Linked DNA regions of Homo sapiens: region 1 is linked to region 2. A link is a contact called in ENCODE Hi-C or POLR2A ChIA-PET data. All regions are on one chromosome and are shown on one strand. Each heading gives the region's core, a stretch centred on a gene start or an enhancer-like site at or near the end of the contact. The rest is flanking DNA. Distances are from core to core; before and after follow the strand shown. Region 1 overlaps CD47 (CD47 molecule). Region 2 holds the start of LOC124906265 (a long non-coding RNA gene).

Region 1 (6,095 bases), core at 3,345-5,844, 36 kb after region 2:
AACATTCAAAAAAACATTAAAGGAATTCTTTCATGACATTGAGAGTGCAAAGGATAAAACGGTAGAAACCGATCCAAACTTAGAAAGGGGTATGACAATTCACCAAGCCATAGAGAAGATGCTTGCTCTGTATCCAAAGTTATGCAAGAAGAACACACAAGTGTTGTTCAAACTACTCTTGATAACACACTTTCATTCTCGATGTTTCTAATGATTTAATTTACCACATACTAAATACTAGCTTTACTATTTTTCATTTCCCAATGCCGTTGTTATTGATAATAACAGAGTTTTTAAGGTTTTAACAACAAAAAAAATTTTAAAGGTCATGGAACAATATAATAATAGTTTTTCCCATTCATCATGAAGATTGTTTTGCAGAATTTCAGCTTACATGGTCATGTTTATGGTCTTGCGGTTTTGTGCGAAGCCAGTATTGCCTGTATAAAACAAAGTTACAAAGGCAAAGAAAGAACAGATAGGCCTATCTCAAAGAATTTCAAAATGTTAGCCAGTTCTTTACATACAGTTGGACCTTAATCCTGCAGGAACTGGAGGACTAGGTGGACAGCACTTAAAATGATATCAGAGTGAGAAAGAAGAATCCTGAAAATCAGCCAGGAACTTAATTGTCAGTAGAGTGGCAAACTGTGAGTTGGTGTAGTTTTCAGAACACAAACAAAGCGTCTGAAATTCAATACTATCAGTTAAGCCTTGGTGTTTGATTCTAGCAATCTCTGAGCTGTTTGCTAAGCATAGAGATTCTGCTTAAAAGTTCCTAAGTTAAAGCTAAGCTAAAGGTGAAGGTATTTAGGAACATTTCCCTGTAAGAGGCCTTTATCTTTGAAACGTGGTCCAGGGCTCACCAAGTGCTGGCTGGGCTCTGGGAGTTTAAGAGTCTTCTCAGGCTTCTTCCTCAGTAGGACCAATGGCATCCTGAGACATCTTTCAAGATACAGCTCTGGTATAAAGAAACTCTTTCTCCTCAGAGTGAGCAAATGAGGGCATAACCTGCTGTCTTTACTGAAAGTTTAGCCTGGTAAAGGTCCAGGTTTGTCTTGGACCACAAAGACTCACATGCAGAGCTGGAAAAACCACTGAGAGAAATCCCCTGTAGCCAAGTACAGACCATAAATGGTAATCAGGAAAAGTTAAGCAGAACTAGAAATCTATAAAATAAAAGTCATGGGTCTGAGTTATTATGAATGCTTTAGAAGATTTACCATACTGGATTCTAAAAAATATACATCTAAGCAGGTGGAGAATAGAGGTGCTTTCTATTTCTATTTGGTGGAATGCTCAGGCCATCAACAGAGGCACTAACAGAAAAGTTAGATTTGGATCCATGACTATCTCAAAGATGTGACAAGGCATGGGATGCACATACATTCGTGTCTCCCTGGCTTAAATGTGGGTGCTACAAAACCAGGGCAATATGCACATCACACCCACATTTCAGGCATGTAGCTTGGTGTCCAGCAATCAGTAGGCACCCTGTCACTAGGTATTTGCAGAATAAGTAAACAAATCAGGTCAACATTCTGCTCTCCTAATAAGTTTTAGCTACTCAGTATTATGTGCTTAGATATAGGTTCACCCTTCATGGAAATAAAATCCTCAAAATAAATGCAAAACGGGGAGGCAGTACAGTGCAGTGGTAAACAGTACTAGTTCAAATCCCAGTACTATCAGGAAACGGCTGGGTGATTGCGGGCAAATTGCCTAATCTATCTGTGCCTGTTTCTTATCTACAAAACGGGAATAACAACAGTGTCTATGCCCATAGAGTTTCTGGGAGAAATAAATGTCATTTCAGATATAGAGTACTTTGCACAGAACCTGTCAAGCAGAGCAAGAGCTCCACAAATGGTTAGCTACTATTATCATCAACACCTTTAAATGTGAGCGCAGGCTGGGTGAATCATGTATAGACATACCTCTTCCATGCACATACACACACATCTACCTGTTTCAAGATGAGCCAAAACAAAAAATTCCCACCAAAATATTTCTTTAGGTTTATAAGCACGTTCCTTAAAATATGACCAGTACAAAAAATATAAAAAAGAACATTCCACCTTACTAACACAAAAATTACAATTACAATAAGATGCTTTTTCACCCATCAAATTTGCAGAGATTTTAGCGTTATAATATCAGAATTATAACTGAGGTGAAAGACAGGTATTCTCATCTGCAATAGTAGTTGATACAAACGTTTCTGGAAAACATTTTGCCAGTATGTATCTAGAGTCTTAAAATATCTCTGCCAATTCCAGGCTTCATATCTTTAGCAGAGTTATTTTCATAGTATCAAAAAAATTGGAAACATCCTTAAAATCCATCAAGATGAGAGTTAAGTAAATTATAGTGCATCCACAAAAGTAGAACACAGGCAGCTATAACAAGATTTCTGAAGACATGGGGGAACATCAGAACGTACAAGCATATAAGCTGTACGAGTCCATTTATGGTTACCTTTTTTTAAAAAAAAGATAACAAAAATGAATAGAAAAAGACAGAAAGGGAAACAGGAAATTCACCAGAATATACCAATAGTTTATTTCTAGGTTTGGGGACTACAGATGAGTTTTTTTTTTTTTTTTTTAAATAACTCCCTACTTTGTACGAGGTGTTCTAAAGTGATATGTATGACTTTTTTAAGTCAGAAAAAATATTGTAAAGCTCATTTTGTAAAAATACAGCCAACAGTGAACAAACTCACTCCTGGTTCATTTCACTAAAAATAATGTCACCAATGATAACGTCTGGATCAGCAAACATCCATCAAGCCAAACTCAAAAAATCGCACTATGTGAAATAATTTCATGATCTTTGAAAAAGGCTGTTCCCTGCCCAAGTCATATGACTTAGCCCTTAAAGTCTGGCTCTGCCAATATGGTTAAAAGCTTTCCCTAATATCATTGATGCCAGAATAGGTCTTAATGCTACACCAGTCCTTTTCTTGACATAAAAAACTAAGAGATTATAAGAAAATTTCCAAAAGAAGTCTAGACACTATCTTGAAAGTAAAAGTTATAAAATGTCTTGACAGTTGCCACTGCCACCCCTTTCTTCCCCCTTTTTTCCTTTCAGACAAAAGTTGAGAACATTTCTGAAATCACTAAGCATTTCCAGAATGCCATACACTGAGAAAAGCGCTTAAAACATATAATCAATCAGTCATCTCCCTTCCATGTTTATACACCACCATAGATATAGACAGCTTAAACTGCTGAGTAAAAGTAAAATTCATAAAATATACAACAGGGCAATCCACTGCAATAGTTTACTAGCTTTTGTGTGTTTAAAGGTTGCAGAATAAATTAAATAAGCAGTATTTATTCCTTGCTTATATAAATGTTTACTGGTCTTCAGGATGCTACAAGGAAAGAAGGAATAAATCTTGTATTTAAAAAGCTTAAAAGTTTAGACTGTCACCTCAGAACTTCATTAATTTTGTAAATTTTCTTTACCAAAATATGAAAATATGGTTGATTAAACATTAACCGTAATGCATATTACCTATTTGCCTAGTAATGACAATTCTGTGTTGTTGAAGCTAAATCTAATGCAGCATCAAGATCTGCCTTCAGAAGTCTGGTTACGTTACTATTATAGGAAAGCAAGATCAAAGAACCTAACTCTCTGGTGGCTGCTTCTTTAGAGGCTGCAGAACTGCACGCAGAGGATGACAAAACATAGTTCCGACTGGACTTTTCCAAGGGTGAACACGTGTACACAGAGAAAATCAAACTGGGAAAATAAAAAGAGGGGAATCTAAATGCTCCAAAGTATAACGTCCTACCTTAAAACTAATGCAGGCTGTCACCACCTGTTTACCTAATAACATAATGTGTGTGTAGATGTTCTGTGAATATTAAAATGTGACATGAGTTTAAGGTGTTGGTACTAATATTCCTACTATTCATTCTTAAGAGATTAAAAAAACACCAAGTGAAAACAACCTTCTTAGGAATTAAAAGTGAACTGCAGCAAAATGTGGGCGACAACATATACTTCAAGGAGACTAGTAGTATTCAAATTACATACTCATATTTATCATAATAGCACTTTTCCTAGTACAACTTTAAATATTTCGCTGACAATGTCTCGTAGAAATAACTATATCATCACTGAAACATAAATGAAAAGTAGAAATAATACTTACTTTTAATACCAAACTGTCCCCAGAACAGGAGTATAGCAAAAATTGGGAAAATAACAATAAGAATATTTTCATTTGGAGAAAACCATGAAACTGGGGAAGAAGAAAACAAAAGTCACAATTAATATTTACTATAACACTTTAAATTCTGCTAATGGTCTATAATACATGCTTTATTATAGAGATGGAAAAAAATTAAAACTGTGGCCTTATTTTTACATGTATTTATTTATACATACACACATATACATAAAACAAATTACACATAATGTACTTATGTAAATTTTATTTATGAATAAAAACTACACTTACTTAAGCATTTCTCACATTTTTCTTATGTTTCACGGGAGGAGGTAGTGCAGTGCAGTGGCTGAGAACAAGGCTCTGTGGCCACACTGCCAGGGTTTGAACCCAACTCTAACTTAACACTCTATGGAACCGTGACCACGTGTCAACACCTCTTTGTTCTTTGGTGTCCTCAACTGTTACACTAGTATAACACAGTACATGTATCTTGAAGGACTGTTGTAACTATTAACAAAGTTAATAAACTACATGCAAAGGGCTTAAAACAAAGCTTAGCACTCACTAAGTACTCAGTTAACTAAAATAAGTATGTATTCATGTGTTGAGTGGCTGGGTGTGTAAAGTTCCAAGAATGTACCTTCAAGTAACAATGAAGTCTTCCTGTAAAGACAGACTCAGGGAACCTAAGCGAGGAAGATGCACCACTAGGTACTCTCTTCTCATTGTGGTTAAAATGGAGAGAGATGTGCCCGGTTGGTCTTTTCCCAAACTCACTCTGCAATTATCCATGCATAATTAGGCTTCAGAAGGACTGTTTATATGTAAAGTAAGATGAGTGGCTTTAGGATATTAACGAAGCTGTTATTAAGTTGGTCACATGTTACTTTTATCATAAAAATATATCCACATATCCTATATAAAGGAAATTAAGATATTAAGACTTCAAATAAGATTTGTGAGAACTTTTAAAAATTAAGTTTAATTGCATCTTATAAACCCCTAAGACCATAATTTTAGCTGTGAAGTTTCTGCTCTAACAATAAAGCCAAGTAAATGTACTGAAAGTATTCCGGAGTTTGCCTGTACAAGGGGCTGTGTGATTGGAAGAGTTCTTCTGAATACTGCCCTAAGCAAGCACTAGCATTCCTCTGAAATCAACACTTCTTTCAAATTCTACCACGCACTATCTCTCAGGTCACAGGTGAGGAATTTTCCAGCCTTTCACTCCATAATGATAGCCACATATTTCTTGTGTTAAGCTTATAATGCTATAATAAGTCCTGGTAAAATGCTTACATCAATCCCCAGAATATAACAACATCATAAACTCTGTTTTATAGATATTAGCTTTTCAGAATCTAGCATTTTCCTCTATATGTAGTAGAGACTCCATATGTTTGCTGTTGAGGGTTGCAATGGTCATAAGACAGTTTTGCGAGTGAATGGAAGACTTTTTTTTATGCTTCTTTGGTTGTGGATCTCTACTGAGAGATGTTTTTGGATACTCCAAATCAATACCTTTATTTCCAACTGTATAACTGAATATCTTCTTATGCCAAAGAAAAGTCACTTCAGTATAGCCTAAAACCCTACCAGGAAAAAATTTTGGAGATCATGCTTGGATTTTTGTATCTAATCCCCAATGGATTTGGTAAGGCTGTATGGTCTAATAGCCATGCTTAATTGATGTATTTTTCCTTACTTCCCCTGTGCTTTTGTTTTTAATTGTGTACCTCAACTCCTCAAATCCTCACAATTATGATGTGAGAAATTATTAACCCCTCCTTATAGTTGTAGAAACTGAGGAACAGTGAATTCAGGCTCTTCAGTTAATCTTAACTGTTCATGTTCCACAATGAATCCTGATATTTTCATCACCCCATCCCCCACTAAACTCCCC
Region 2 (6,180 bases), core at 310-2,809:
ACAGCATCTTATCTGGGTCCCCAGTTCATCAGCAACAGCTAAGGGGTGAGATCCCATGTTTCCCACCCCACCACCCGATGCTTCATCCACTGTGCTTTTTGGCCTCTGCCTCCACCAAGTACACTCAGCCCCTCCCAGCCATCTCTGGAGTTTAGTTGGGATTTGAACTGACTGAATGATGGGACTTTAGTACTAAGCCTGGGGACCTAGGCAAGGCCAGAGGAAAAGCTGACGAAGGGAGAGGAAGAATCAGAAACACTCATTTTCCTCTGGCTGTGAGCAGAATTCACCTGAGATGCACCCGGAAACGGGTCTGTTGCTTATTTTGTCACCAGGGTCTGGGGTTGCCCATGTCCACAGAGCCTATCAGGTCATGAGGGACAGACCTAGCAGTAGCATTTCCATGGCTCTCTACCAATTTTCACTGGTCCGTTGCTTGATATTCAAATGAGCACCTTTCTCACTGCCAGTGAAGGGGCTGCTCCCCTGTGGAAGGTATCCTGACAGGGAAAGCTTGGCTTAAAGAATTGCTTGTCCTGTGATTTCTGACCTATGATTTGCTATTTAATCCTAAGTAGCTATTTTTTTAATCAAAAGTTTCAAGTTTCTCCCAACACCACCCTTTAAAAAAAAACTGTTAAGAAATGGGGAAATGTGTGGATTTAATTTTTTTTGTTTTCCTGCTTATGACTGGGGGGGAAGAATGTATAACATTTGTTGAGCTTCTAGTTATATTCTGCTAGGCCCTTTTATATACATTATTTTATGTAGTCCTCAAAACATTTCCAGAGCCAGGCATGGTGGCTCACACCTGTAATGCCAGCAGTTTGGGAGGCCAAGGCAGGAGGATTGCTAGAGCCCAGGAGTTTGAGGCCAGCATGGGCTACATAGTAAAACCCGGTCTCTATGTCTCTGCAAAAAGTTTTAAAAAAATTAGCCAGTGTGCTGGTGCATGCCTGTAGTCCCAGCTACTTGGGAGGCTGAGGCAGGAGGATTGCTTGAGCCCAAGAGATCAAGGCTGCAGTAAGTCGTGATCATGCTATTGCCCTCCAGCCTTGGTGACACAGCACTACCCTGTTTTAGGAAAAAAAATTCAGGATGTATGTATTACTATTTTAAAAAATGTCCTATGTAATAAATGAGGGGATCAAGGTTCAGAGAAAGTAAGAAATTTACTAAATTTATATACCCCATCTTGGAGGGACTGTGTCTGATCCTGACTGTATTCTTCGGCCTTGCATAGCGCCCAGCACAGAAGAAATGCTCAATAAATAGCTTCTGATAATGTTATTTCCAGGGTAAGAGAGCCAGTAAATGATGAGCCTTTCATGAAAGATTTAAAAAAAAAACACACCAAAAAAACCTTGTGAGATGAAGAAAAGAAAGACATTTGCATCAGTAATAGTGAAAGAAGAAATTACTTTGATTTGTAGACCATCGCATCTTTCTTTCAAGGATTTGGCTTTATTTGGCGTGGTATCTCACTTGTCTTTTCACCAGTCCTGGCAACATTCCTGACAAGTGAGAGGAAGTGAGACAAGAAATGATACAGTAAGGGCCAAGTACGCAACTCCAGGGCCAGGCATAGTCATTGCCTGCTTGGGCCCCACTTCCTTCCTGCACCCCCGGGGTCATCAAAGCACACTCTCTCTTCAGATTCCTCTGGAGACAGGGGTTTCTGCCTCTTACCCCATCCCCTTCACCTGGGAGAGAACTGTCACTAAACTCAGCAAGGAAGACTTTCTCACCTTGGGTTTTCAGTTAATGGGGGTAGACACAAAACAACTAAGGACATTGACTGCGGTAAGGTATTTAGACAAAGCAGGTAGAAACAACCCCTGACCCCCAATCTATCTTCCCCACATCTGACCTTTAATGTGTACTAAACAAATTTAGTTGAAAAGAAGCAAAACCTTAAGTAAACATTTTGCTGCACATTTATGTATTGCTTTTATTGTCAGAAAAAAAATAACACCACATTGATACTTTTAGCTATAGTTCTAGATACAAGCTTTGCTTATATTAACCCAAAATGGTATGTTTGCATCAGAATCACAGAGTAAGAGTTATAGAAGTGGCTTTACAGTCACAATTCTTCTAGAAGATTTCTGTACTCCAACTGGAGATCTATAGACCTGTCCACTGCAGGGCAATGGGAAGTTTGCATGAGACTCCTAAACACACACCCCTACCGCTACCCATCTTGAAAGCTTGTGTGAGACACAGAAGTCTTGATTAAATGCAGATGACAGTGTCCTGAGTTGATTTTTCTCATTTAACATTAGACTGTCTTGATTTAAGTAGCTCAGTAAGAAGTGAGACATAATTGGGTCTTGCTTTTAATTAAACATAGACATATATTTATTTATTTACTAGTACCATTGAGATACTGCTTAATTTTCATTAATGCTGTTGACTTTTTCTCTCCTTAGAACAACATTCTTGTTAATCGTGCGGCTGCAATTAGTTGTCCTGTGTTTATCTTTCCGGCTCCACAGCTAATTCCAGCGTAGAACCAATTTATTTATAGTTTTCACTGCTCAGAACATCCTACCCACTGAAAATTCACTGATAATGCCATAACTCAGAGTGTCCTTTTATTTCTGGGTGGAAGGAAGCAAGGGATTGGTTTGGAGGCAGAAGCGAGAGGGAGGTATCAATAAGATCCTCTTCATTCGGTAGCATAGAACGGCAATGTTCCTAATGAAGGACACAAACATACGCTTTCTGATAGAATCATGATGCTGGTTTTGGCTCTCTGCATCACTTTCAGTTCCCTCAGAGGCAGACCACAGCCTAAGAAAGAACTCTAGTATAGTTATTACATTCCTAAACACCAAACAAACATAAACAGGGAAGCATCTTTTAGTGGAATGTGACATGCTGATTCACCACACCTCTGGCCAAGTTGGGAGTCAGGAGCTAAACTGCCCACATATTAGGACAGTTTAGGTTCCCTTTCTATGGAAAATGTATACTTCTGTAAGCATTAAAGGCTTAATAGAAAACCATGCCTTAAAATGGACTTGGGGCCTTTAATCAGGCTCTCTTAAAGCAAGTTTCTGCGCTCCACTCGAAGGACTTAGGCCAGTTAGCCTCGCGTGGTGTTTTATTCCTGCTTGAACTGGGCACCATCCGTGGCCATATGAGTAGGTGGAGAAGAGGTAAATAGAAGCCACTTCCAATTCACAGCATGTCACCAGCTGCCTTTTCTGCGTTCCGCAGCCACTCAGGAGGACTGATGGAACAAGGACTCTAATCATTTTAGAGAAGAGAGCAGGCTGATTACAGTATAAACCTAAGCCTTTCAAAACCCCCGACTGAAATACTTCCATTTGCTAAATAATATTTACTAGGCCTCAATATTTTCAACAACCATCTTCACTCCCAAATACTTGGATTTAGTTTCTGCTGGTTATTAGCCTAAAGACAGCTCTAAGTTCTTAATCATATTCTTTCTGGTGTGATTGGAGAGCCTGCTCTTAACATATTTTCAGAGGTCTTGAGAATCTGTCACTGACGTGAATAAATAAATGAATGAGCTGAGTGATGTTGGCAGGAGGCACGGGGTCCCAAAGCCTCTGTGTGTGCTACAGGAGTGGGATCCTTTCCTTCCACCTTCTTTGCATTCCAGGAAAGGGCAAATAGGATTACCCAATGCCAAATGTCACCTTCTGTCCTCTGCTTTCATTAAGGAACCGGAGGGTGGCCTAACATGAATATTGTGCTTGGAATGAACATGTCTGCAACTTAGCTGCACTTGTTATATTATTTTATATTCTTAGTCATTTTGTGTCCTGTTTGCTTCTTTGCCAATAACCCAGCATAGGAAAATACATATTCCAGCATATGTTATGTTCATCGCTAGACTGTGTCATGGTAAGCTTTTTCCACCTTGGCCAAAGTATAATAAGAGGAAAAAGATAAACAGCTTACACATATTGAGAACTTACATTGAGCCAGGCACCATGCTACCCACCTGACATGCTTTCTCTCATTTAATCTCCATTTTACACATGAAGACATTGAGGCACAGAGAAGTCAGGTTACGTGCACAAGGTCACACAGGTGGGGAAGTGCAGGCTGGGGCACTCGGCTCTGTGCACATTGCCTCTCTTCTAAGTGCCTGCACTGACAGCCAATGCTTTTCATCAGGTGCTCAGAAGAGATGAAACCTAGGAGCACAGGAAGCACCTCTACTCCATGGAAAAAGAAGCAATTATCAGAAAACATCGAAGCTTCTGTGGCTGTCTTTCAAGGGCAAGAATAAATGCGGTGAACTATCCTTGAAGGCACTAATAACTGGGCTGCTGAACACCACCACGGCGATTATTGTTTTCCGGGCTGACACTCGGCCGGTTTTTTCTCCTTTTTACTTTCAGGCTAATAATTAGATTTAAATCCGTGACAGGACTCTAACCATCACCTCAGGGGGTTCTAGATTTCTTTACTATTGCTTGCAAAGATTTCATTTTAAAAAAGCCCTTTGAAACTATAAGTAAGTTACACTAGCAACAGCTTTTAAAAAAATCTATTATCTTATTGAGTCTTTTGAAGAACATATGCTGCTCTCTCCCTCCTAACCTTGAGAGACCAACCCTTATTTTTATCTCCAATTTGAAGAATAAAAAATGCCCAGGAGGACGAGTGAAGGCAGAGTCATAAAATGTGGTTTTCACCAGCACTGATGTCACTGCCAGGTTGATTTGGACAGCCCTCGGAATGTGTTGAATCAGGAATTTCGTTTCGTTTTTTGATTACAAAAATTTTTTCCTATGTATAGTGAAAATTATTACGGTGGCTTTGCTTCTCAGGGGTTGAGGAGAAAGAACTGTTCTTTATATGAGTAAATGACGCTCTTGACCTCTGTGGCAGGTTGCTTTGAGCAAGGCAGTTAGAGGCGAGGTTTCGCAGAGCGCATTTTACCCACCACAGCCCTGCTCTCCTCGGATGCCCATGCCGATGGGCGAGTGCACTCACCTGGCTGTGACCGTGGAACGCCGCTTTTCTCAGTGTGAAGACACCTGGCCCAAACAGGGCACTTTAAACCCTTTGAGGAATAAGATGGAGTCATATAAATAAGTAACTGGCTCAGGTGAGGACCCACTGGCAACCTGGCCTCATTAGCACTGTTAAAGCAACAGAGTCGTCTCCCTGGAGGCTCTGTCACACACGAAACATCTGTTCTGGGGCCTTTCTGTCACCTTATGACTGCTCTGGAGAATCCCAGTTGCTTCTGAGGAGAAGACAGAGAGCCTGTTGGTCTCCGTACTGAGTCTGATCTATCCACACAATAAAGAAAAACAATTCTACCCAGAGGCCCTAGGATAAGCTGTGGGAAACTAGTCCAGCCAAGCCCTTCAGCGAAGGTTTTTCTGGAAGAATGTATTTAATACTTTTCCAGAGATATAAAAAGAATACAAGAATATTTAATTTTACTTGGCTGGGCGCGGTGGCTTACGCCTGTAATCCCAGCACTTTGGGAGGCCCAGGCAGGTGGATCACCTGAGGTCAGGAGTTCAAGACCAGCCTGGCCAACATGGTGAAACCCTGTCTCTACTAAAAATGCAAAAATTAGCCGGGCATGGTGGCAGGCACCTGTAATCCCAGCTACTCAGGAGGCTGAGGCAGGAGAATCGCTTGAACCTGGGAGGCAGAGGTTGCAGTGAGCTGAGATCCTGCTATTGCACTCCAGCCTGGGGGACAAGAGTGAGATTTCATCTCAAAAAAAATAAATAAATAAAAAATAAATTTAATTTTACTATAGTGTTTTTGAAAAAACTTAAAAAAAATTTTTCAGTATAACTTCAAGGATAATTCTTTTAGGCAATTAATAAATGCCCCATCTTCTATCATCATCAACTTAAAGCAGAAAGGTTCCATAATTTTCTGACAACTTTCCTTGAGCAGAAATGAGAAAAACTGATTTTTGTGGATGTTTTCAAACATATTCCCGCACAGGATCCATGGTAATCTTTTCTGTTCCATGGAGTAATAGTCGTTAGCAGACAATTCCCACTGATAGCTAGGCATATAGCTAAAGACAGGAAGAGACATGGGCTCTACTGAATCCATGATAATCAAATTTAAAAACCTAAGATATGTATCTAACCAATTCAATTGTGAGAAGTGAATACTTGATAGTATTGCAATAAACAAAGGTTTACTCAGGTTACCAAA

The links. A loop is a pair of places that touch in the nucleus more often than their neighbours do. ChIA-PET counts read pairs that join two places held with the same protein, here RNA polymerase II (POLR2A).
Region 1: POLR2A ChIA-PET joins it to region 2 with 13 read pairs in BJ. The contact joins two enhancer-like sites. A Hi-C loop is called at or near these places in 3 of 168 maps with a recorded cell type or tissue (B cell, naive thymus-derived CD4-positive, alpha-beta T cell and transverse colon). POLR2A ChIA-PET finds 5 or more read pairs at or near these places in 6 of 52 experiments (BJ, HEK293, Panc1 and 2 more).

What each region holds. Positions count from the first base shown.
Region 1 is chr3:108,066,922-108,073,016 of GRCh38, forward strand. It overlaps CD47 (CD47 molecule), which reads right to left. Exons shown (of 11, transcript NM_001777.4): 3 at 4,172-4,261. Among named protein-coding and RNA genes, the nearest start is that of CD47, 21 kb to the right of the region's middle. Within about 2 kb of position 4,595, at least 2 of the 41 ENCODE cell types and tissues checked have a DNase peak (open chromatin) inside an H3K27ac peak, as active enhancers do.
Region 2 is chr3:108,034,377-108,040,556 of GRCh38, forward strand. It overlaps LOC124906265 (a long non-coding RNA gene), which reads right to left and starts at 5,551. Exons shown (of 3, transcript XR_007095995.1): 1 at 4,981-5,551; 2 at 1,422-4,196. Within about 2 kb of position 1,560, at least 2 of the 41 ENCODE cell types and tissues checked have a DNase peak (open chromatin) inside an H3K27ac peak, as active enhancers do.